Linked DNA regions of Mus musculus: region 2 is linked to region 1. Evidence: chromatin loops called from intact Hi-C (ENCODE). Cell type or tissue: gastrocnemius. All regions are shown on one strand. Each heading gives the region's core, and the rest is flanking DNA. Links, peaks and the distances in the headings are about the cores only.

Evidence for each region. A loop is a pair of places that touch in the nucleus more often than their neighbours do. Peaks named below come from ENCODE experiments on the same cell type or tissue, not always from the same donor. Only the 100,000 strongest peaks of a DNase experiment are listed, where the experiment ranks them.
Region 2: it touches region 1 in a loop (2.8-fold over the local background); 21 of 42 quality-filtered maps call a loop at or near these places.

The regions. Positions count from the first base shown.
Region 1 is chr4:108,320,604-108,332,161 of GRCm38, forward strand. It overlaps Coa7 (cytochrome c oxidase assembly factor 7), which reads left to right and starts at 7,549. Exons shown (of 3, transcript NM_027250.4): 1 at 7,549-7,687. The coding sequence starts at 7,582. In gastrocnemius, for the core only: a CTCF peak has its summit at 6,564 (motif pointing left); DNase peaks (open chromatin) are centred at 6,562, 7,531 and 7,765; H3K4me3 peaks cover 1,980 bases; H3K27ac peaks cover 4,194 bases.
Region 2 is chr4:108,248,766-108,260,323 of GRCm38, forward strand. It overlaps Zyg11b (zyg-ll family member B, cell cycle regulator), which reads right to left. Exons shown (of 14, transcript NM_001033634.3): 4 at 11,185-11,325; 5 at 6,436-6,612; 6 at 3,387-3,451; 7 at 2,009-2,108; 8 at 1,730-1,780. Among named protein-coding and RNA genes, the nearest start is that of Zyg11a, 37 kb to the left of the region's middle. In gastrocnemius, for the core only: a CTCF peak has its summit at 4,733 (motif pointing right); no DNase peak of the experiment used is centred there.

The DNA of each region.
Region 1 (11,558 bases), core at 1,752-9,751:
GGAGGGTGGAAAAGTTCAGGACTGTCACACTTGTGCCTTGACACCAAGCTCCTTCTGTGACCTCCATTCCTCTCCCTTGTAAGGCAGGACCCATCCAGATTCAAGCTCAGGGGTTCATAGATCCGCAGCTCTACTCAGGCTCTGGGCCACCAGGTCATGTGATGATGGTGTGACTTGAAGTCAATCATCCTTGACATGCAGTCTGGGCTCGGGTAGCAGCTGTCACAGCCAGGGACTTGAGCGACTAGCTGGCCACAGCAGGAAAAGCAGGTCACTCCCACCACTGTGTGGCCCATTTTGGAAGGTTCCCAGATATGCAAAAACTGGGAGCTGGAAAAGTCTTAGGATACAGAAGTGGAGCCCTGCCCAGACTCTGTCACCATTAGTGCAAAGGATGCTGAGGAAGGTCAGTTAATATACAAACACCAATCCCAAGCCTCCAAGATGATCTCATAGAAAAGCATAATTGGTCCTGCATCCCTGCCACTGGCAGGATAGGATCCTGGTCCTGGGCTGAGAGACCTTTCCATGTCTGAATCTCTTTTTAGATGTAGAACTGTCAGACCGGGCGTGGTGACAAATGCCTGTGACTCAGGAGGCGGAGGCAGGAGGACCAGGAATTCAAGGACCATTTTGCTTCCATACTAATAAATAAGTTCATGCAGGTGTGATGGCAGATTTACTTAGACAGAACGGGGCTGGGGAGTGGCAGAGGCAAGAGGATGTCTGTGAGTTTCAGGCTAGCCAACATTATGCAGTGAGACCCTGTCTCAAAAACAAACTCACAAACAGTCTGAGGCCACCAAGACTATATGCATAAGGCTCTGTCTCAAAAGATGAGAGAGGGGCCTGGCGAGATGGCTCAATGGTTAAGAGCGCAGACTGCTCTTCCGAAGGTCCTGAGTTCAAATCCCAGCAACCACATGGTGGCTCACAACCATCTGTAACGAAATCTGATGCCCTCTTCTGGAGTATCTGAGGACAGCTACAGTGTACTTACATACGATAAATAAATAAATCTTAAAAAAAAAAAAAAGATGAGAGAGCCGGGGCAAGGTGGGGGGCTGCTAAAGAGATGACTCTTGCTCAGGACCTGGATTCAGTTCCCACACCCACGTGGCAGTTCCCTACTGCCTATAACTACGGCTCCAGGAGATCCAACGTCCGTCCAGCCTCTGCAGGCACCAAGCATGCACGTGGTGCAAACACACTTATATAGGCCAAACATTCATATACATAAAATTAATTAATTTAAATATAAATCAAAACAACAACAACAAAACTTAGCTAATACTAGAGAATCTACCTGAAGTTCTCTAGCCTTGCACACAGGTGCATACATACACACTCACATTCACACTCACACACACACTCACTCATACACACACACAAGCAAATAAATAAATGCAATAAAGAAAAGAGTTAACAACAACAACAAAAAGCCGGGCGGGGTGGCGCATGCCTTTAATCCCAGCACTTGGGAGACAGAGGCAGATGAATTTCTGAGTTCGAGGCCAGCCTAGTCTACAGAGTGAGTTCCAGGACAGCCAGGGCTATACAGAGAAACCCTGTCTCAAAAAAAAAAAAAAAAAAAAAAAAAGAGTCACTGACCCACCTTCAAGTCCTCAGTTGCCTCCTCCTAGTGTTCTCTTACTTCTCTACACTACCAAACCCCCAACACACGTACAGCTGCCTCCCATTGGCCTTTCCACCCATGGAAAGGAATCGTATTGAATGTCCACTATCCAGAACCTACATTCTGTGGACCTCTTTGATGATGCAAGGAGGGTGATGCCCTGCTTCCTGCCAGCACTGAGGAGTCTATCCATATATTAACGATCCAACAGAGACCCTTACTACTTTTCAAGGGTCTGCCAATAGTTACCATAAAAAGAAACTACTGAAGCTATTTAGGGATGAATTTGCCTACAGTGGTGCTATAATTGAGCCTCCAGAATATGAAGTAATTCAACTACAAGATGACCAGAGTAGGGACATAGGACAGTTCCTGATAGAGGGTACAAAGGCTAAGGATGATCAGCTGATCTTTCAAGAGTTTCCAAATGCTCATGGCTCTCGAAAGGTACAGTGAATAGAATATCCCTTCTGTCCCTTGCCATGAGTTTTAAAACCTCAAAGCTTGTATAATGTTCTTGGACAGTGTAACTCCTTTATGCAACAACCTGAAAGAATCGATGAACAGACACCAAGCAGAGTGCCTGTCTAATATGCACGAAGGACTAGGTGAGACCCCCTGGTTTAGTGATGTACTTCAGAGGTAGAGCTGGAAGAGGATCAGAGGCTCACATATGAGTTTGAGGCCAGTCTGAGATAAATGCAACTGTCGCAAAAACCAATCAACCAATGAAACAAACAAAAAGCAACACACTCTAACTTTGCTGGCTAATTTTATGTTGATTTGACAAAGGCTAGAATCATCTGAGAGGGGAGAACCCCAACAGAGAAAATGCCTCCATAGATTGGGTTGGGGGGCTGGAGAGATGGCTCAGTGGTTAAGAGCTCTGACTGTTATTCCAGAGGTCCTGGGTTCAATTCCCAGTAACCACATGGTGGCTCACAACCATCAGTAATGGGATCTGATGCCCTCTTCTGGCGTGACTGAAAAGAGTGACAGTGTACTCACATACATAAAACAAACAAATAGATAAATCTTTAAAAATGACATTAAAAAAAAAGATTGGATTATAAGCAAGCCAGTTGGGCATTTTCTTAACTGGTGATTGATGTGGGAGGCCCCAGGCCTTTGAGCATAGTGTCAGTCCTGGGCTGATGGTCCTGGATTCTATAAGAAGTCAAGCTAAATGATCCAGTAAGCAGCACCCCACCATTGCCTCAACTTGCTTTTTGTCATGGTGTTTCATCACAGCGATAGAAATCCTAACTAGGACTCCAACAGAAAGCAGATATCAACACTTCTCCTGAAATAGCTCATAAGACTAAATATAGAGACCTGGAAAGGTGGTTGAGAACTCTGGCTGCTCTTCCAGAGGACCCTGATTCGATTCCCAGAAACTACATAGTGGCCCACCACAATCTGCAGCTCCAGTTCCAAGGAGTCAGAAACTCTCTCTTTTCTGGGTGCCAGGCACACGGGTGGTGGTGCATAGACCTCCTTGCATTCAAAACAACCACACACATTAAGGAAAAGAGGAAGGAAACGACTGAGCTGGGCCCTAGCGGTGGACTCCTTTGATCTCAGCACTTGGGAGGCAGAGTCAGTAGAACTCCTGATTGTAGGCCAGCCTGGTCTACAGAATGAATTCCAGGACAGCCAGGGCTACACAGGAAAACTCTGTCTCGAAAAACAAACAGAACCAGACCAGAAGAAAGAAGTAAAGAAAGAAAGAGAGGAAGGAGGGAAGGAGGGAAGGAAGGAAGGAAGGGAAGTAAGAAGGAAGGAAGGAAGGAAGGAAGGAAGGAAGGAAGGAAGGAAGGAAGGGAAGAAGGGAAGAAGGAAGGAAAGAAGGAAGGAAGGAAGGAAGGAAGGAAGGAAGGGAAGAAGGGAAGAAGGAAGGAAGGAAGGAAGGAAGGAAGGAAGGAAGGGCATTTAAAAAAAGATATATCTATTCTTTTCACTTCTTGCATGCTTGTACATGTGTGTGATGTATGCAGACAAGCGCCAGTGCCTGATGAGGTCAGACGAGGGCACTGAGTCTCATGGAGCTGGAGTACAGGAGGCTCTCGAGCTGCCCAGTGTAGGTGTTGGGATGTGGACTTAACTATTCGTGATGGAACCTTTCTTCAGCCACAAATGTTCATAACCACTGAGCCATCTCTCCAGTCCCAATGGCATGGTTTTAGCAAGTGCTCTTACTAATTTTATTCTGCTTATAAAGGTAACCTGGGGGCTGGTGAGATGGCTCAGTGGGTAAGAGCACCCGACTGCTCTTCCAAAGGTCCGGAGTTCAAATCCCAGCAACCACATGGTGGCTCACAACCATCCATAACGAGATCTGACGCCCTCTTCTGGTGTGTCTGAAGACAGCAACAGTGTACTTACATATAATAAATAAATAAATCTAAAAAAAAAGGTAACCTGATTTTTTATTACTTTTATTTTAAGTGCATTGGTATTTTGCCTGCATTTTTGTCTTTGTGAAGGGGTCAGATTCCCTGCAACAGGAGTTACAGACAGGTGGGAACTGCCATGTGGTTGCTGGGAATCGAACCCTGGCCCCCTGGAAGAGCAGTTAGTGCTCTTGATCACTGAGCTATCTCTCCAGCCCCCATAACCTGATTTTAGATAGAGTCTCATATGTCCGAGGATGACCACAAGCCTCTGGTCCTCCTGCCTCTGTCACCAGTGCATGCGTCTGTGCTGTGCCCACTTTATTCGGGGCTGGAGACTGAACACCTTCCAGGGTGTTAGTGAATACTCAGCTAGGTAAGCTATATCCCCAGCCCAAGTACAGAATCTGAATAAGAAATAAGCATGGGGGGCTGGGAGATGGTTCAGTGGTTAAGAGTGCCGACTGCTCTTCTGAAGGTCCCGAGTTCAAATCCCAGCAACCACATGGTGGCTCACAACCACCTGTAATGAGATCTGATGCCCTCTTCTGGTGTGTCTGAAGACAGCTACAGTGTACTTACATATAATAAATAAATAAATCTTAAAAAAAAAAAAGAAAGAAAGAAACATGGAACACAGACACAAACATTGAATTCCTGTACACTATTCTCACACTCTGTGCTAACTCACAGGAACTATTATCAAGAGTTCTGTGTATTTTCCTTCATGCGTATTTTTTGCTTTAGAGGGGTGGAGAGCTAATCAAAGCCTTGCATCTGCTAAGCAAACACACTACTCAGTAACTATCGGTTCCCAGAGTTTAATTTATTTAACTTTATTTTTTTAGGTTTAGTTTCTTTTTTTTTTTTAAAGATTTATTTATTATTATATGTAAGTACACTGTAGCTGTCTTCAGACACTCCAGAAGAGGGAGTCAGATCTTGTTACGGATGGTTGTGAGCCACCATGTGGTTGCTGGGATTTGAACTCTGGACCTTCGAAAGAGCAGTCGGGTGCTCTTACCCACTGAGCCATCTCACCAGCCCTAGGTTTAGTTTCTTACTTAAGGTGTTGAGGTCTGCCCTCCACCAACATGTATGTAGCCATTTTGTTTCATGCCTACCAACTATTTCATATTATTGCTATAAAATGCCTGCCAGTCACGGACACAGAAAAATAACCTGACTCAAGTTTGGGCTAATCATATACCCTGTATGTTCTGTATGTGGTATGTTAATCTTAAGAAATTCCACAAAGCTTTACGTCGGACCCATAAAAATCAAAGGTCAATATGAACTGTTATGTCTAAAATGGCTTGAGTCAGAGCTGACCACTGGGCAGCACTTCCTACGCCTACATATGAGCTCAGTGTGTGTTTCCTTTATAAGCCTTTCCTGAGAATACACTAGTACCACAAAATTAGGTTCCCGAGTCCTTTTTGTGGCCCTGAATGTCCAATTTTGGGGTATTCATTCAATAAACTGTTTTTGCTTAACTGAGAACAGTGTTTTTATGGTGGTTCCTGGTCCCCAACAAAGGCAATCTTGTTATGTAGCCCAGGTTGGCCTTTAACACACAACTATCTTCCTGTCCCAGCCACCTGAATATAAACATATGCCACTATGCCTGACTGAAATTAATTTTGAACACAAGGGTCTCAACTAGGCATGGTGATACATACCTTTATCCCAGCATTCAGATGCAGAGGCAGGCGGATAGGCAGATAGGCAGATTTCTGCGTTCAAGGAAAGCCTGGGCTACAGAGTGAGTTCTGGGACAGCCGGACTACGGAGAAACCCTGTCTGGAAAATGAGAGAGAGAGAGAGAGAGAGAGAGAGAGAGAGAAGAAGAAGAAGAAGAAGAAGAAGAAGAAGAAGAAGAAGAAGAAGAAGAAGAAGAAGAAGAAGAAGAAAGGATAAGAAGAGAAGAGGGGACAGGAGGGGAGGGGAGGGGAGGGGAGGAGAGGGGAGGGGAGGGGAGGGAAGGGAAGGGAAGGGAAGGGAAGGGAAGGGAAGAGAAGAGAAGAGAAGAGAAGAGAAGAGAAGAGAAGAGAAGAAGTTTCTCTGGCTGGCCTAGAACTTGGTATGCAACTGAGAATGACCTTGAACCCTGACCCCCCTTGCCTCTACCTCAACAAGTGCTAGGATTGCACCATGCCTGTTTTAGGACATGATGAAGACTGAACCCAAGGGACCAGGCAAGTTCTCCAACAGATGAGCTACTTCTTCAGCCTAAATATTATTATTATTTTTTTTTAATAATGGCTTACTGTTTTCCAAGCTATCCTGGAACTCCTGGAGGCCAGGTGGTGTGGCCTCTTCTGAGGCCTGGGCTTGCTCAGTTCTTGGAAACAGAGATTTATGTCTAGTCTCCTGAACTGCCAATGTGAAGCCTGTCATGGAGTCAGCCTGTCTCAGTTATACAGAACAAAGCAAGTAAGCTTCTAGATGTATCCAGTAGGAGTAGGTTAAGGAGGGAGGCTCCAAAGTAAAGGTCAGGCCTTCTCATCCTGGACCATGTATTCTAAGGGCTCCCTCTAGTGATTACAGATATAAACAAGATAAAAAGAACACGGATAGGTGGATGTGGGAGCTTGTATCTGCAACAGTACTCAGTAGGCTGAGGGGGGAGGATTGTCTCAAAGTGAGATTCTATCAAAGGAAAAACAGGAGAAGCCATACATAAAAGTCAGTTTTAGCCAGAGGCTCTGGAGTAACGCAGAGCTTGTGCTATCCTGTGAAAGATGTGTCATGGAACTGCTTTTAAAACCATGAGTCCATTCCCAATCGGCCTTTCCCTTTCTCCTTGCCCCAATAAACCTCTTCGGTAAGATCTGTTGCATCATATGACTTCATAGTGTTCCTTGGCTTCAATCCGCCATGCTGCTGTTCTAAAACTATTATAGTGACCATGTTGTCACTATAATCCCGACCACTGATGTGTTCTAATCATAACTCGCAGTCATATTAATATGGATGATTTTGATGGGTCTACAAAGAATATAGAGATAAGGGCATCCCGTGGCAATTGCACAGATTTATTTATTTCGGTTTTTCCGGCCATATTTGGGACACACAAGGTATTCAAAATGCTTGCCACCCAAATGAACGAATGCTTTCGGAATAGATTTCAAGTTCTGTTTTACGATGCTTCAGAGTACTTGGTGGTGAGCTGCAGCCCAACGCTGTAAGCTTTGGTAAGGCTGGGACCTGAGCTCCCGGCTGTGTCGGCTTTAGAACCGGAACTGAAGAATGTCTGGCTGATCCAGACTACAGGGAGAAAACCATTAAGGGGCAGTATGGCCTCAGATAAACCGACGCAGAAACCTGGGAGAGGGCTGTCCAAAAAGAAGAATAAAAGCCTGGAGGGGTGGGGGGGGTGGGGAGCTACCACCGCAAAGGATGATGGGAAGCGGTAATCGTCTCCTTCCTTCCAACCCGCCCCCGTACTGAGGAGCGCTGACGTCACGCACGCCGCCGGCATGCCCCGCCCCTGGGCTGGCTCACGTAACTGAGGGTGGAGCCACAAAGCGATTTGTGGGAGTCGGAATCATGGCGGGCTTGGTTGACTTCCAGGACGAGGAGCAGGTGAAGTCCTTCCTGGAGAACATGGAGGTGGAGTGTCACTACCAATGCTACCGCGAGAAGGACCCGGAGGGTGAGCGCCAACTGCGCAGCCTGGGACATAGGGGAGGGGAGCGAGCGTGGGGTGCAGTCGTGGTCACGTGGCGGGCCGAGGACGCCTAAGGACCGGGTCAGGGTCACTACGGGCCTGTGGGCGGGAAGTTGTAGTGCATCGGGGGCGGGGCCTGCAGCGGAGGGCGGAGCCCTCAGGCTAGATGCTGTGTAGTCAAGTTTAGGGTGCTAGGACTGGAGGTGTGAGGGTGAAGTAGAACCTCGGTGTACATGTCTTTGAGGGAATCATTTAACATGCAGGAAATAAATGAAATATATGCTAGTAGTAAATGCGAGCCAGAATTGGTTGGCATCTTGCACCTGTAATTCTAGCGTTCGGGAGGCTGAGGAAGGAGGATCACTTAGAACTCAGGAGTTAAGGACTAGCCTGAACTACATAGCAAAACCCGGCCCAAAAAAAGAATTGGAGAGGGAGATTGGAGTGGTGGTCCAGTAATTAGGAGCCCATTTAAAGTTCTAGGAGATCCAATGCCTCTGGCCTCTGCTGCCACCACACCACATGCTCGTATACACACATCCATAATTTAAAATAATAAAAATTAAATCTTTTTTTTTTTGAGACTGTCATTATGTAGCCTTGACTGGCCTAGAACTTACAGTGTAGGCCACGCTAGCCTTGGACTCAGAACTGCTTCCTCTATCTTCTGAGTTTTTGGCATGAGCCACAGGCCTGTTAACAAATTAATAAATTAATTAATTTGTTGAGGTGTTATTCTTTGTGTAGTCCTGACTGTCCTTCTGTTGATCAGGCTAGCCTGAAACTAAGATATCTGCAAGCTTCTGTTTCTCAAGTGCTAGAAGGTGTGGGCTGCCACCATCCAGCACAAAATTTTAAAAAAAAATTTTTTTTTTGTTTTAGTTTTTTCGAGGGAAAAAAAAGTTTTTTTAAGGTAAGTGAAATGTGATAAAAAGAACTGAGTGAAGGGCACTGCCCAATGACATGGCTTTTGAATAAAGCTTTGAAGGAGGAAAGGAACCATTGTAAGTCTTTGCCAGGCAGAGGTAATAAAAGGTCAGAAATTGACTATATTTATTTATTTATTATATGTAAGTACACTGTAGCTGTCTTCAGACACTCCAGAAGAGAGCATCAGATTTCATTACAGATGGTTGTGAGCCACCATGTGGTTGCTGGGATTTGAACTCAGGACCTTTGGAAGAGTAGTCGGTTTCCTTAACCACTGAGCCATCTCACCAGCCCCAGAAATGGACTCTTATGTGCAGTGAGGAGGTGGAGTGTATGAGTGACCAGTGCCCAAACAAGTGTCCAGTGTCTGTAGGTTGTTTTCCTATTGTTTTAATTAAGGGAAAAGAATGAAAATGGCTCTGGCCCTCCTTTCCAGTAGCTTACAGTCTAGTTCCCAAGAAATGACTTTCTGTTTCTTGAAATTAGTCCACTATAGTGTGACTCTGGATAAGGAACCCAGGATTATTCTGTTTGTTTGTTTGTTTGTTTGTTTGTTTTTTCGAGACAGGGTTTCTCTGTATAGCCCTGGCTGTCCTGGAACTCACTCTGCTGACCAGTCTGGCCTCGAACTCAGAAGTCTGCCTGCCTCTGCCTCCCGAGTGCTGGGACTAAAGGTGTGCACTACCACGCCCGGCTAAGATTATTCTTTGGGAGCTAGTCCATGTCCCAATTGAAGAGAAATTTCAGAGGAATTGACCTTCTGTGGTCTCTGAGGACCAGGGTGGTTGGGCATAGTCCACAGAGGCCAGCTGTGTAGTCAGTGCGGGAGAGGTTGGGGAACAGAGAGCTCTTTTGGAAGGTGAATTAAGGATTGCTCAGAATCAAGTCAAATTAATGTCTGTTTTGCAGTCCTGAGGCACAAAGCCAGGGCTTCTGAGTGTAGCGGGGAAGTTTTCTACCACTGGGCTCTAGCTCCAGTTCCAGATTAAGTTTGTTCAGGGAGCCCGGACTACAGTGTACCCTGCCTTTCTAAGCAAGGAATTTAGACCTGACTCTGTAGGCATGTTTGAGGAGTTTGTGGTAGTTGATATGAGTTACATGAAGGACATGTGGAGCAGGGAGTGCAGGAGAGCCCTGTGAGCACTGGCCATGGGCTGGGGTTGTAGGTTGGTTGGAAGAGCACTCACCTAGTGTACCTGAGGCCCTGACTGAGTACTAGGCCTGGCTCAGACTGCATATGCACATGCTTAGCATGAGATCCCAGCACTCAGGGAGGTAGAGCAACAGGATCAGGGACATCCTTAGCTACATAGTGAGTTCTGGTCCAGCCTAGGTTATTTAAGACCCTGCCTCAAATTAAACAAACAAAAATAACATCAATTATTGTTATTATTCTTGGTGCAAACATATGCTCTTATGCAATTTTTTTTTGTTGTTTGTTTTTTTGTTTTGTTTTGTTTTGTTTTTTTGAGACAGGGTTTCTCTGTATAGCCCTGGCTGTCCTGGAACTCACTCTGTAGACCAGGCTGGCCTCGAACTCAGAAATCCGCCTGCCTCTGCCTCCCAAGTGCTGGGATGCCCGCTCAATGTTTTTTAAAATGCAAAGTGAATCTTAATCACTTCCCTTCTCTTGAAGAGATTTCTCAGTCGGTAGCTTACTTGTGTGGTTTTCCATTGTGGGGACTGGGATTAAACCAAGGGCCTCCCGAGCTCTAGGCAAGGACTATGTCACTGAGTTCCACTCCTCCAGCCCCGCTTTCCTACTCCTAAGAACCCTTTGTGCGTTATGGTCTGTAGTAACATGCCCATTGTGGAGAGAGGCGCAGCTCTAATTTCTTCATGTGTTTGAGGTTCTTGCCTCCCTAACCCATACCGCCTTATCTTGGCCTCCTTCTACCACATTTGTGCCGTGTTTATTTCCCCTTCCACCTGTTTCTGGACTCTCTCCATTTCTTTGTCTTGATTCGATAGGGATGGAGCCACCCAGGGCCTTGTACTTTGCCTTGTCATGCATGGAGTGACACCTTCAACTCCTTAGTCCTTATGTATCCTGTGCTCTCTTCAGCTCAGCTGTCACAGTCCTCCGTGGGACCTTCCTTGGTGCCCAAACTGTCTTAACCATAAGACATACAATGAACTTTCTCATCAGGCTGTTCTATTTCAGTTATAACTTAGTGTTTGAAAACACTGCATTTCTTTAATGTATCTCCTCCTTTCCTAGCCTGCCTGAATGGTTCTCTTTCACAAGGTTGTGAAGGGTGACTTTGAACTCCTTATCACGTCTCCACCTTGGGAGTGCAGGCACCATAGATGTGCACTTGCATGCCTGGCTTAAGCGTATAAATATCAAAAGGGCAAATGACAATATTCCCAGCAGCTCTGAATGTGTCATATACCTTTATACATGAGCTGGTGTGTGTGTGTGTGTGTGTGTGTGTGTGTGTGTGTGTGTGTGTGTGTTTTCAAATATTTGATGACTGAAAATGAAGGAGAATAGTCTTTGATGTTGCTGGGAACGCTAAGAGGCTGGCTAGAACTGGAACATCCTAGATATGGAAAACTATTTCCCACTGCTTTGGTAGCTTCCCTTTCTATTTTCAGGACTTCAGGTTTCCCCAGGCCAGGTAGTAAGGTAATTACATCTGATTTCTGGTTTTCTGCTGCAAAAGGCATCCACAAACTCTTTCTAGGTTTTAGTGTTTTTATTACAGACCTTGCAGAGAGGTTCCAAAGCTAGCAAAGTGTCAGTCATGGGAAGTCAGCTAGGGTTAGGCCTGGCTGGTCTGCCAGGGGTGAATCTTCCAGATCTGAACATTGCTGGCCAGCGGGGGGACATGTCCCCTTTTAAGAAGGGCTGGACACTTCGTTTCTGTGCTAAATCTGACTGGCACGTTTGAGAGCTAGGCTTGCTCTGATTGTACCTGGG
Region 2 (11,558 bases), core at 1,625-9,624, 72 kb before region 1:
CCAGCTCTTGAGAATAACATGCGCCAGGTTCTGGGTTCAATCTCAAAACAACGAAAATAGCTATTATCATCATTACTATTAACTCTGGTTATATGTAACATATTAAGTAGACTACTTTCTTAAAATATTTTAATGTACTTTCACCCAAAATTACTGGAATATCTACATAGTTCGTAAAAGCCCTCTACCTCTGCATTTTTAGACAAGGCCTCATTAAGTAGCCCTGCCTAGCCTAGAATTCACTCTGTAGCCTAGTCTGGCCTTAACTGGAGAGATCGACTTGCCTCTGTCTCCCAAGTGCTGAGATGAAGACATGTACCACCACGATTGGATCTGAAATGGGTCTTTTTATTTTGACTTACAATAACATTAACATGCTTCGTAGTCGTGCGTGTGTGTGTGCCTGCACGCATGACTACGAACCATGTGTGAGTAGCTGCACAGGCTACAGGAGCATTGGCTCCCCTGCAAGGAGAACTGAGGTGACTGTAGGCCACTCAGGCTGGGAGCTTGAAAGGAACCCAGGTCGTCTGCAAGAGCGCCAAGTGTTCTTAACCCGAGCTTACTGACTGACGACTAGTTCATGGCTGTCTGCATCTGTCAAGGACTAAAACAGCATTTAAAAAAAATAGATTTGAGCCTGGAGAAATGGCTCAATGTTTAAAGGGTATTTGTTGTTTTTGCAGAAGACATGGATTTGACTCTTAGCATCCACATGGTGGCTCACAACACCCATAACTCCAGTTTCAGACTATCTGCCATCTGCTGGTCTCTGCGTGCACCAGGCATTCCCATGGTACACATCCATACATGTGGACAAAAGACTCATACACATAAAAATACATAAATATATAAAATGGAAAAAAAAACACAAGGCTTGGAGGTGGAACATCTGCCTGGCATATGCACCAATCCCTAGCTCTACAAATACATTTTTTAAAAAGTTGAATACTATCACTTAGAAAAAGTGAAGGGGCTAGAGAGAGAGATGTCTGAGCATGGCTACTCTCCTGGAAGTCCTAAGTCCAGTTCTCAGCACCTACAATGGTGGCTCACAAACATTTATAACTGTACTCCCACAGGATCTGATGCCCTCTTCTGGTATGCAAATGTACATACAGAGAAAACACTCATATACACAAAGCACACAAACAAAGAATAAAAGTAAATTAATTAAAATATAGAGAGAGATAGGCAGGAACAGGGGTGGTTCTTCAATAGAAAGCTGACTCAGCATGTGTGAAGCCCTCCCTGGCTTAGACCCCCAGGAACACATACTTAATAGCCATACCCACTCACAAAAGATATACCATACTACTCCTGGTCAGGAGGGGAGGGGAGTGAGGGAAGGGGAGGAGAGGAGGAGAGAAGGGACGGGAGGGGAGGGGAGGGGAGGGGAGGGGAGGGGAGGGGAGGGGAGGAGGGGACATGAGGGGAGAGGAGAGGACTAAACTAGCAGGGACTAGAGAGATGGCTCAGTGACTAAGAACACTTGGGCTCTCAAGAGGCCCTGGGTTTAGTTCTCAGCACCCACATGGCAGCTCATAACCATCTGTAACTCTAGTCACATGGGACTCTATGTGCTTTTCTGGCCTCCACAAGCACCAGGCCACTTCTACATGTTACAGACATACATGGGATCGAAGCACTCATATACATAAAACAAATTTACTTCAATATGAAAAGCAAACACTATGTAGTGGCCTAAATCAAGGGCCAGTAAACTTACCCTGACAATGAAGAGCTCAGCACCAAGCTGTGCAGTTTGTTCTGTAGAGAGCTGGAAGCAAATACAAGATAAAGTAAATGTCGAAGAATTAACTGGTGTGAGTTTACTACAGACTGCCGTAACAGCCTCCACGGCCAGACTGAAAGCTCATCAACCTCCAATTTGGCAATATTTATCACAGTTAACAGGGAGGCCAGCAAAGAGGTGCTTTTCTGGCACGGGCCCCAATGTGGGCGGTAGTAACTTCCTCTAGGAAATCACTCAGCACAGTTCAGGTACCTTGGCGGCCAGGATGGAAATGATAGCCACGGCCATGCGTTGCATGTTCTGATCTTCGTGGTTGCAAAGCCACTGCATGACAAGCTTGGCTGCTTCAAACCTGAAAACACAAGAGGGTTTCCTCAATAGTGGAGGTCTAGGCATGGCTTCAGGGAGCCAGATGTGGGTCGATGGTGCAACTTGGGACGTGGGAAGGAAAGGGAATTCCTCTTAGTGAAAGAGACTACAAATCACGCGTTAGTGTTTTGGAAATGTTGCCTTTCTATTCTTTCCTGTGCTGGGGATTGGATCCAGGGCCTTGTCTAGGTCAATGCTCTACCACAGAGCTATATCCCTAGCCTTTTATCTTATTTTATTTACTTATATTGGCTATTATTTTTATTTTACTTGCTAGTAGTGTGTGTTTGTGTATGATGTGCAGTGTACGCATGCTCTATTTACTGCAGCTATCAGAGGACAACTTCTGAGAATTAGTTCTTTCCTTCCTCTGTGGGTTCTAGGGTTTGAACTCAGGTGGTCAGGCTTTTATGAAAACTTTTACCAGTTAAGCCATCTTGCCAGCCCATATTTATGTCTTTTTTGAGACAGGGTCTCATGTAGCTCAGGCTGTCCTCAAACTCTGTATACAGTCAAAGATGATTTTGAACTGAGAATCTTCTTGCCTCCATCTTCCACGTGCTGGCATTACTGGTATTTGCTACCACACACACCTGGCTCCTTGTTTTTATTTTGTGACAGAGTCTCGCTAAATTTCCAGGCAGATTCTAGGCCTGCACCACTGCGCTCATCACAATGAGAGCAATGGTGGAGACACAGGAGCATGGGGGCTGAGAAGAAGGCTCGGCTGGTAATGCGCTCACTGTGCACACAAGCGGCCCTGAGTCAAATCCCCAGCAACCATGTAAAAGAGCTCGGCATGGCAGAGCATACCTGCAATCTTAACTCTGGGGAGGCAGAGACAGGAGGATCCCTGGGACTTGATGGCCAGCCAGTCTAGCCCATTCCGTGAACTCCAGGTTCAGTGAGAGACCCTGTCTCAGAAAAATAAAGTGAGGAGCGATTGAGGAAGAAACCCAATGTCAGCCTCTGGTATTCACACTGATAACACATGCATGTTGTGCAAACACGTATTAAACACACACACACACACAAAATGTAAAAATACTGGCATTTTATCTTCAACAGTGAAATAATTTTAGTATTTAGTATTGCAGTCTGCTCAAACCTTTTAAACTTAGATATCTAAGTGTGAGTGTACACAGACAAGCATGCTCTCGCACAGCATGCATGTGGACCTTAGAGGACAATGTGAAGGCATCACCTCTCTTTCTACCATATGGGTCCCAGGACTGGACTCAGGGGGTTAAGCTATACTTGCCTATTAAATGGAACATCTTGAAGAATCCGGTCACTGCAAAGTGAGAGGAGGCAATTCTTCTGTAACTAAAGAATAAAAAGGAGAGAGTGAAAAAACCCATCCTGAATAGAACATCATTTTGTTATCTTTTAGCCAAAGTCAGTCTTTTTTTTTTTTAAATGTCTGAATGTGTGTGAGGAAGGTGTACACATGCCGAGTGCAGGAGACTGAGCTCGGGACTCAGGACTGCACGCCACACACTCAACTACGCTCCACCCTAGCCCCAGCTACTGTTTTTAAATCTTGAAAAAGCATTAATCTTTTGTCTTGGTTTAAGACAAAAATCTCTATTATACAGCTTTGGCTGTCCCTAACTTGCTATGTAGACCAGGCTGGCCTCGAATTACCAAAGATCAACCTGTCTCTGCCTCCCAAGTGCTGGAACTAAAAGTGTGTACTGTCACACCTAACCAAAATTTTGATCTTTAAGTCAGTTCTTTATAATTGCTATCAAAAAGTTGATTATTTTCAGAAAACTTTGTACTTTCAAACATGGTGATTCAATTCAAGTTTTATATTAGTACATTATTATGATCTTTGTAAGGCCTTTAACTTTAAAAAGTATTTATTTATTTATTTATTTTATGAGCATTTTGCCTGTGTGTATATATGCTCACAACATGTATGCCTGGTATGTGCAGAGACAGCAATGGCTCCCTGGAAGGCTGTGTTGGTACTGGGATCCAATCCTGGGTCCTCTGTAAGAGCAAGTCTTAAACTCTCTAAGCCAGCTCTCTAGCCCTCCCCGCTCGCCCCCACCTGTGCTGGGCTGTGACTCCCCGCGCAGCTGAGGATGACTCTGAACCTTTAATCTTCCCACTTTCACCTCTCGAATGCTAGCATCACAGGCAAGCTAGGGACCCTAGGCTTTGTATAGTCACAGCAAGCACTCTCAACTGAGCTATACTCTGAGGCTCCAGTACTAGGCTCAGGTATTTCATCCCTCAGGAAGCCTGCCTGGTTTTCAACTGTCCTGACTACCTCTCTCGAGTGCCCAGCAGTGCAGCACTCCCTATCTAAAATGTCTGGAAGCAGAGAAAACAGACTTCAGAGCCCTTAGTGTAAGACAAGATTTCAAAGAGCAGGCTATGTTGGAGCCAATATCTTGAAAAATGGTTAAGAAAAGCAGTGGACCTATTATGGGAATAGGAAGGTCATCCTAAGGCCAAGTAGCTTGACAAGAGTGTCAGATGGACAAGGATTAGATTTGGGAACATTGGCATGGACTTTACCAGTTGAGTAGAAAAATATGAAAATTCAAACTCTGAAATGCCATGTGTCCCATGTCTATGCAACGCCTGCACAGACCAGAAGAGGACAGCAGACTCCCCGAGGAGCCGGAGTTGCAGGTGACTGCCGGCTGCCATGCAGGTGCTCGGAACTCATGGAGATCCTCTGAAAGAGCAGCAAGTGCTCTAAACCACTAGCCCCAGAAATTAAGCAATATTAAATGTTCTCATTTAAAGCAATTTATCTGTGGAGTGCATGTGTTACCGGTATGATGTGTATGAGCATGTGGAAGTCAGAGGTACACTGGTAATCTTCCACTATTATTCTTCACATTGAGTCAAAGTCACAGGGTCTCTTACTATGATGGTTAATTGTTAATTTGGTAGATTTAGAATCACCTGAAGAATGGGCCTCTGAGCATCTCTGAGGGGTTATCTTGATTAGGTTAATTGAGGTGAGAAGAGTCAACCACTGTGGGTGGTACCATCCTCTAAACTAGGATCATGAATTGTATAAGTGGAAAAGGTGTGCTAAACACTAGAAACCACCATTACTTGACTACTGATGGGATGTGACCAGCCAGCCCTCTTCTCCTGCTGCTGTGATATCCCCACAACAATGGACTGTAACCTCAAAGAATAATCCACAGAAAACCCTTCTTCCTTCAGTTCCGCCACCACCGCCCGGCTTCATTACTGTTTTTAAGTATTCTGGTGTATGACTAACCCCAGACTGATAATTATTTGGTGCTTCTAATTGGTTGTATTGCATAGTATTTATACTGGTTTATGTATTTATACTGGTTCTTTTTAAAAATTAGCATAGTATTTACACAGGTTCTTTTGAACTATATCACAGACTTATCAAGACATAATTCACATAATATACAATTCCCGTTATGTGTGAATTTTAGCCTATGCACCTATCACCAGTTACGTTTATTTATTACAGTTGCTCTTCTCTTCTCTTCTTTTTTTTTTTTGAGTCTCCTGTAGTCCAGCTGAGCCCATAAGTGAATGTGTATGCTAGGCAAACAGTCTCCCAATTGAGCTACATCTCTTGCCCAGTTTTAGCATGTTTTCCTATCTCCAAAAGAAATCTAGCTGAAGTTGCAGCTTAGTGTCAAGAGTGCTTGCCTAACATCAGCCAAGGCCTGGGTTTGATTCTTAGCACATTATTTTCCATACCTTTACTTCCTAATCTTTTATTCTAATTTTTCTCAGTTTTCCTTTGTGAAATACACCAATGTGTTTTTGGTTTTGTTTGTTTTGTTTTTTAGACTTATTTATTTTATGTATGTGATTATACTATTACAATCTTCACACACACCAAAAAAAAGGGCATCAGATCCCATTACAGATGGTTGTGAGCCACTGTGTAGTTGCTGGGAATTGAACTCAGAACCTCTGGAAGAACAGTCAGTGCTCTTAACCACATAGCTATCTTTCCAGCCCTTGGTATTGTTTTCTCTATGTAGCTCTGGCTGCTCCAAGACCAGGCTACCCTCAAACTTATAGAAATCCACCAGTCTCTCTGATTTCCAAACGCTAAGATTGAAGGAAAAGACCACCACGCCTAGAACCCCCATAAGTTTTAATTCTGGCATGGTGGTACATGCCTAATCTCTGGACGTTGGAAATGGATTTGAGAGGATCAGGAGTTCAAGAGCAAGCAAACCAACAACAAACAAAAGACCTGATTTATTAAACTCGACTCTGCAGAAGCAGGAGGCAGGAAAGAAGAACCCAGGACCCCCTGAGTGGGAATTGAGGGTGCTCACCTGTTGGTGATTAGGAAAATGTTCCATGGCCTTGAGCAGCAAATGGGTCACATCAGCGAGGAGCCGGACAGGCATGCCTAAAGCAAGGTCCTGCTTAGTTAAGTTAAACACACAGGCACTTGCAGCCAGCTGCACGGGCAAATTCATTGGGTGGTTTCTCATCCCAGTAACCACAAGCTGAAAACACAAAAAAGTCAATTAGTCCTTTAGATTCACCTCATAAATACAAACCCTCACCACAGAGTAACTTTAAAAGCATGTTCGAATGTAAAGAGCCTAGGGCATTATCACTCTCAGTTGCCAGTCCCTTCCGTGACAGTGCTGCCAGCCAGATGCAATAAAACACATCCTCTCCCTGACAAGAAAACCATTGTTCACTTATCTTCTTTCCCCTCTAGAGTCCTCCCCATTCTTCAGTTCTTAATTTTCTTTAAAATGTATTTCATAGCTGGGCAGTGGTGAGCCCACCTTTAATTCCAGCACTCAAGAAGCAGAGGCAGGCTGATCTCTGTGAGCTTAAGGGCAGATTGGTCTACAGGCTGAGGTCCAGGGCAGCCAGGACTACACAGGGAAGCCCTTTCTCTAAAACAAACAAACAAACAAACAAACAAACAAACAAACCCCAATTTTTTTTTTTTTTTAGGTTTTTCGAGACAGGGTTTCTCTGTCCTGGAACTCACGTTGTAGACCAGGCTGGCCTCGAACTCAGAAATCCGCCTGCCTCTGCCTCCTGAGTGGTGCTGGGATCAAAGGCGTGCGCCACCTCGCCCAGCTAATTATTTGTTTACTTATGTGTGTATATACCCCCAGAAGCCAGAAGATGGTATTGGATCCCTTGGATACAGGCAGTTGTGAGTCACTGGCAAATACTCTTAATCAATCACTGAGCCTTCTCGCCAGCCCTGGAAAACCTAGCTTTCCACCACACTAAGAAACTGAACTAACTAGACAAGAACTTCGGATTCTAGCTACCCCATGTAGTCTTCGCCCCAGGACACAGACAATGCACGTCTCCTTGCCCACCCATAAATGACCTTTTGTCATCCTCTCGACAGTTGATTTCTCCATGGATATACAGATCATTTCCGTGTCTGCCTACTCAAGGAAGTGATTACTTCTGTGTCATTTTAAAAATCCATTTAAAAATTTACAATACTACTCTTCTTTTACTTAGTTTAAAGGGGGAGGGGCACTGCACATGCCTGCACTTCCAGCACTGAGGAGTCGGAGGCAGGAAGATTGTTAAGTTTGAGGCCAAACCAGATGATATAGAAAGATCCGGTCTAAATAAAACCAAAACTGTCCTTTAATTCTATTTCCTTAATCAGCTGAATCAACTGCCATTTTTCCTCTTAGCTTTCTTTTACAGCAAAACTATGAATGAGCTTTAATCTTTAATCTCTAAGTAAGTTAGTGAATATTTCAAATCAGGGCTGGAGATCTAGTCCTTTGTGCTCAGTTTTATAAAAATCAAAGCTGGAGCTGATTTAATGCCAGCTTTTAGTCCCAGCACTCAGGAGGCAGAGGCAGGAGGATCTCTGAGTTTGAAGCCAGCCTGGTCTACACAGAGAATTCCAGGACAGCCATAGCTACACAGAGAAATCCTATAAGTAAATAAGTATGTAAGTAAATATGAACGAATGAACGAACGAACCAACGAAAGAAAGAAAGGAAGGGGAGGGGAGAGGAGGGGAGGGGGGAGGGAAACTGGAAGGAAAAAGACAAAACAAGCACCAGCCTCTTCCGGTTTATACAGAGTGACAGGTATTCGTGACAAAAATAAAATGTTACAGTTCCTATCTGAGAACTCCACTGGAATATTTAATATATTTAGGAGATCAAGTCAGTTCTGGCTCTGACTTATTGTTTATTAACCTCAAAGGCCCTCAGTTTCACAATCTGTAAAATGGAAGATAAAATCCACCTCTTCAGATTTTGGCTACTAAATGAAATACAAAATAAAGTCTTACACTCACTAGATTTCAAAGCTGAATCTACATAAGGTATAGAAAATATATACATATAGATCTCTAAGGCCCACGTAGCCTTACCAAATTTAATTTTTTTAAAGATGTATGTATGTATGTATGTATGTATGTATGTATTTATATGTATTTGAGTACACTGTAGTTGTACTGATAGTTCTGAGCCATCATGTGGTTGCTGGAAATGAAGGTTGCTCACTCCAGTCAACCTGCTTGCTCCGGCCTAAAGATTTCTTTATTATTATATCTAAACTGTCTTCAGATGCACCAGAAGAGGATGTCAGATCTCATTACGGGTGGTTGTGAGCCACCATGTGGTTGCTGGGATTTGAACTCAGGACCTTCAGAAGAGCAGTCAGTGCTCTTAACCACTGAGCCATCTCACCAGTCCACCAAATTTAAATTTTGTGTGTTCATAAATATGTTGGTTGGGCTGGTGAGATGGCTCAGTGGGTAAGAGCACCCGACTGCTCTTCCGAAGGTCCGGAGTTCAAATCCCAGCAACTACATGATGGCTCATAACCATCTGTAACAAGATCTGACTCTCCCTTCTGGAGTGTCTGAAGACAGCTACAGTGTACTTACATATAATAAATAAATAAATAAATAAATAAATAAATAAATAAATAAATAAATCTATCTATAAATAAATAAATATGTTGGTTATTATTATTTATGAATATTTGTGCCAGAGATAAAAAAAAAGTGTTTTCTACCACTAAGCTATACATTGGTGCAGCAAATATGCTTTTCCAACTACCCAACCTCTCTTTCTTGAGACAGGGTCTCTCGACATAGCCGTGGCCAGCCTAGAACTCAATTTATAGACAAGGCTAGTATCAAACTCAAAGAGATCTGCTTGCCTCTGTCTCACAAGTGCCAGGGTTAAGGACAAATGCCCACACTAGACTTTAAATGTTTATTAAGACAAAGACTCCTTACTTTTCCTTTTAATTTTTGGGCTTACTTTTATGTATATGGATATATGTGCGGCACATGCACGCGTGTTGGATTACCTGGAACTAGAGCTATGGATAGCTATAAGCCATCATGTAGGTGCTGAGAATCAAACTTGGGAGACTTCAAGACTCCCAAGTCTTGCAACTTGTGCTCTAACTACTGAGCCCTCTCCCCAGCCTCAAAGCTCTCCTTAGGAAGCCTAGGCTGTTCTCACACTTGCAATATAGCTCACTGGGGTTCTAACTGGTAAACCTTCTGCCTCAGCCTCCTGAATCCTGAAGTTACAGCTTGATGCCCCCATGTTCAGGTGAAGATACTTGTGTGTGTGTGTGTGTTTAAGGGTGTGTGTGGTGTGTGTATGTGGGGGGTGCATGCATGTGTGTACCTAGAAATCAGAGGACAACTTTTGGCAGTCAATTCTCTCCTTCTACCATGTTGAGGTGGACTAAACTCTGGGGACTAAACCCGGTTCCCCATGTTTGGCAGCAGCTCCTTTCCTTGCTGAGGGGGCTCACTGTTCCCCCACAACACTCCTGTTTCTGCGTCATGCTAAGGATTGAACCCAGGACCACACATATGCAAGACAGGACTGTTAACAGTGGGTTACATATCCAGAGCTACATTAATGGAACTTTTTTTTTTTTTATGACAAGGTCTCACTATGTAGCCCTAGCTGACCTAAAATTCACTATCCAGACTACGGTGGCCCCAAATTTGCAAAGATCCATTAACTTCTGTTTCCTGAGTGTTGGGATTAAAGGGTATGTGTTGTACCTAGCTTAATGGGTATTTTTTCCTTAGTCTCATATAGCAGAGGCTTTCCTTCAACTTACTGTATGGTCAAGGATGCCCTTGACCTTCTGATTCTCCTTGTCCCCATCTCCCAAGTACTGGAACTACAGGCATGTGCCACCATGCCCAGTTTATACAGTGCTAGGGATTAAAACTATGGTGCCATGCATCCTAGGCAAGACTCTACCAATTGAGCTACATTTATTTTGGGGATGTGTGTGAGTGGTGTGTGTGCACATGTGTGTGTAGATATGGAGATGTGGAGACCAGAGGAGAGAACTGGTTGCCCTGTTGTGTCACATTCCACCTTATGGACCTAACCTGGTAGCAGCAAGCCCTAGTAATCCCCTGTCTCCACTGCCCCAGCACAGGAGTTACAGGCATATAAAGTCACTGGCTTTATTAAATGTGGTGCTAGAATTTAAAGTCGGATCTTCATGCTTCCCCAGTAAACGCTCTTTCCCAATGAGCCGCCTCTCTAGCTTCCTTATCAAATACTGTATCTGTAAAGCTCTTCTGAGTGGGAAGCCATCCAAGGCTGGCACACAGAGCTGTATGCTGAGCCCAACCTATACTTCCATTTCCTTGTAATAAAACATCACAGGGAATACTGGACTGAAGTAACTACATAGCACTGAAAAGCATTACTTAATGAGACTACAATAAACTTCAGTAATGATATGCAATCAACTTCTTATTTATACCTAATAACGAACTGGGATCATCAATCCTATTAAAAACAAAAAAGAAATAAAAGTCAAAGACTGAATACATAAAATCTACTAGAAAAGTAATTTCAAATTTTTTCATCACCAGTTTCTTGGGTTTTTTGTTTTTGTTTTTTTAACTGGTGTTCTGTCTCCATGTTTGTCTGTGTGAATGTGTCAGATCCCCTGGAACTAGAATTGTGAACTGCCATGTACGTACTGGGATTTGAACCTGGGTCTTTTGGAAAAGCAGCCAGTGATCTTAACCACTGAGCCATCTCCCCTCCCCAGTTTCTCGTTCTTACCTTTAAAATGTCTGGCTTCGTTTTCTCCATCACATGAGTCAGGCTAAAGAGATGAAACAAAGCCTCCCTAACGAAAAACGCCCGCTCGCTGTACCGCCTCAGCGCCTCTGCAATCTGGGTTTCGTTGGCTTCTCCAGAGACCTGTGGACACAGACAAAGATGAGTGTTAAGACTTCTTCTCACCTGCTGCCTTTCTCCATCCTAACATCAGCTGTAAACTGCATTCTGCATAACCAGGTAAGGTGTGAAACAAGCGGGAGTGGCTACTTTCTAACCCACCCACAGCCGTCATCCTGCAGAGATGCAGACTGGGCCAAGAAGCCAGCACAGCACCTAGAACAAACCTTAAGGCATTTAACATGCACAAAGCCTTG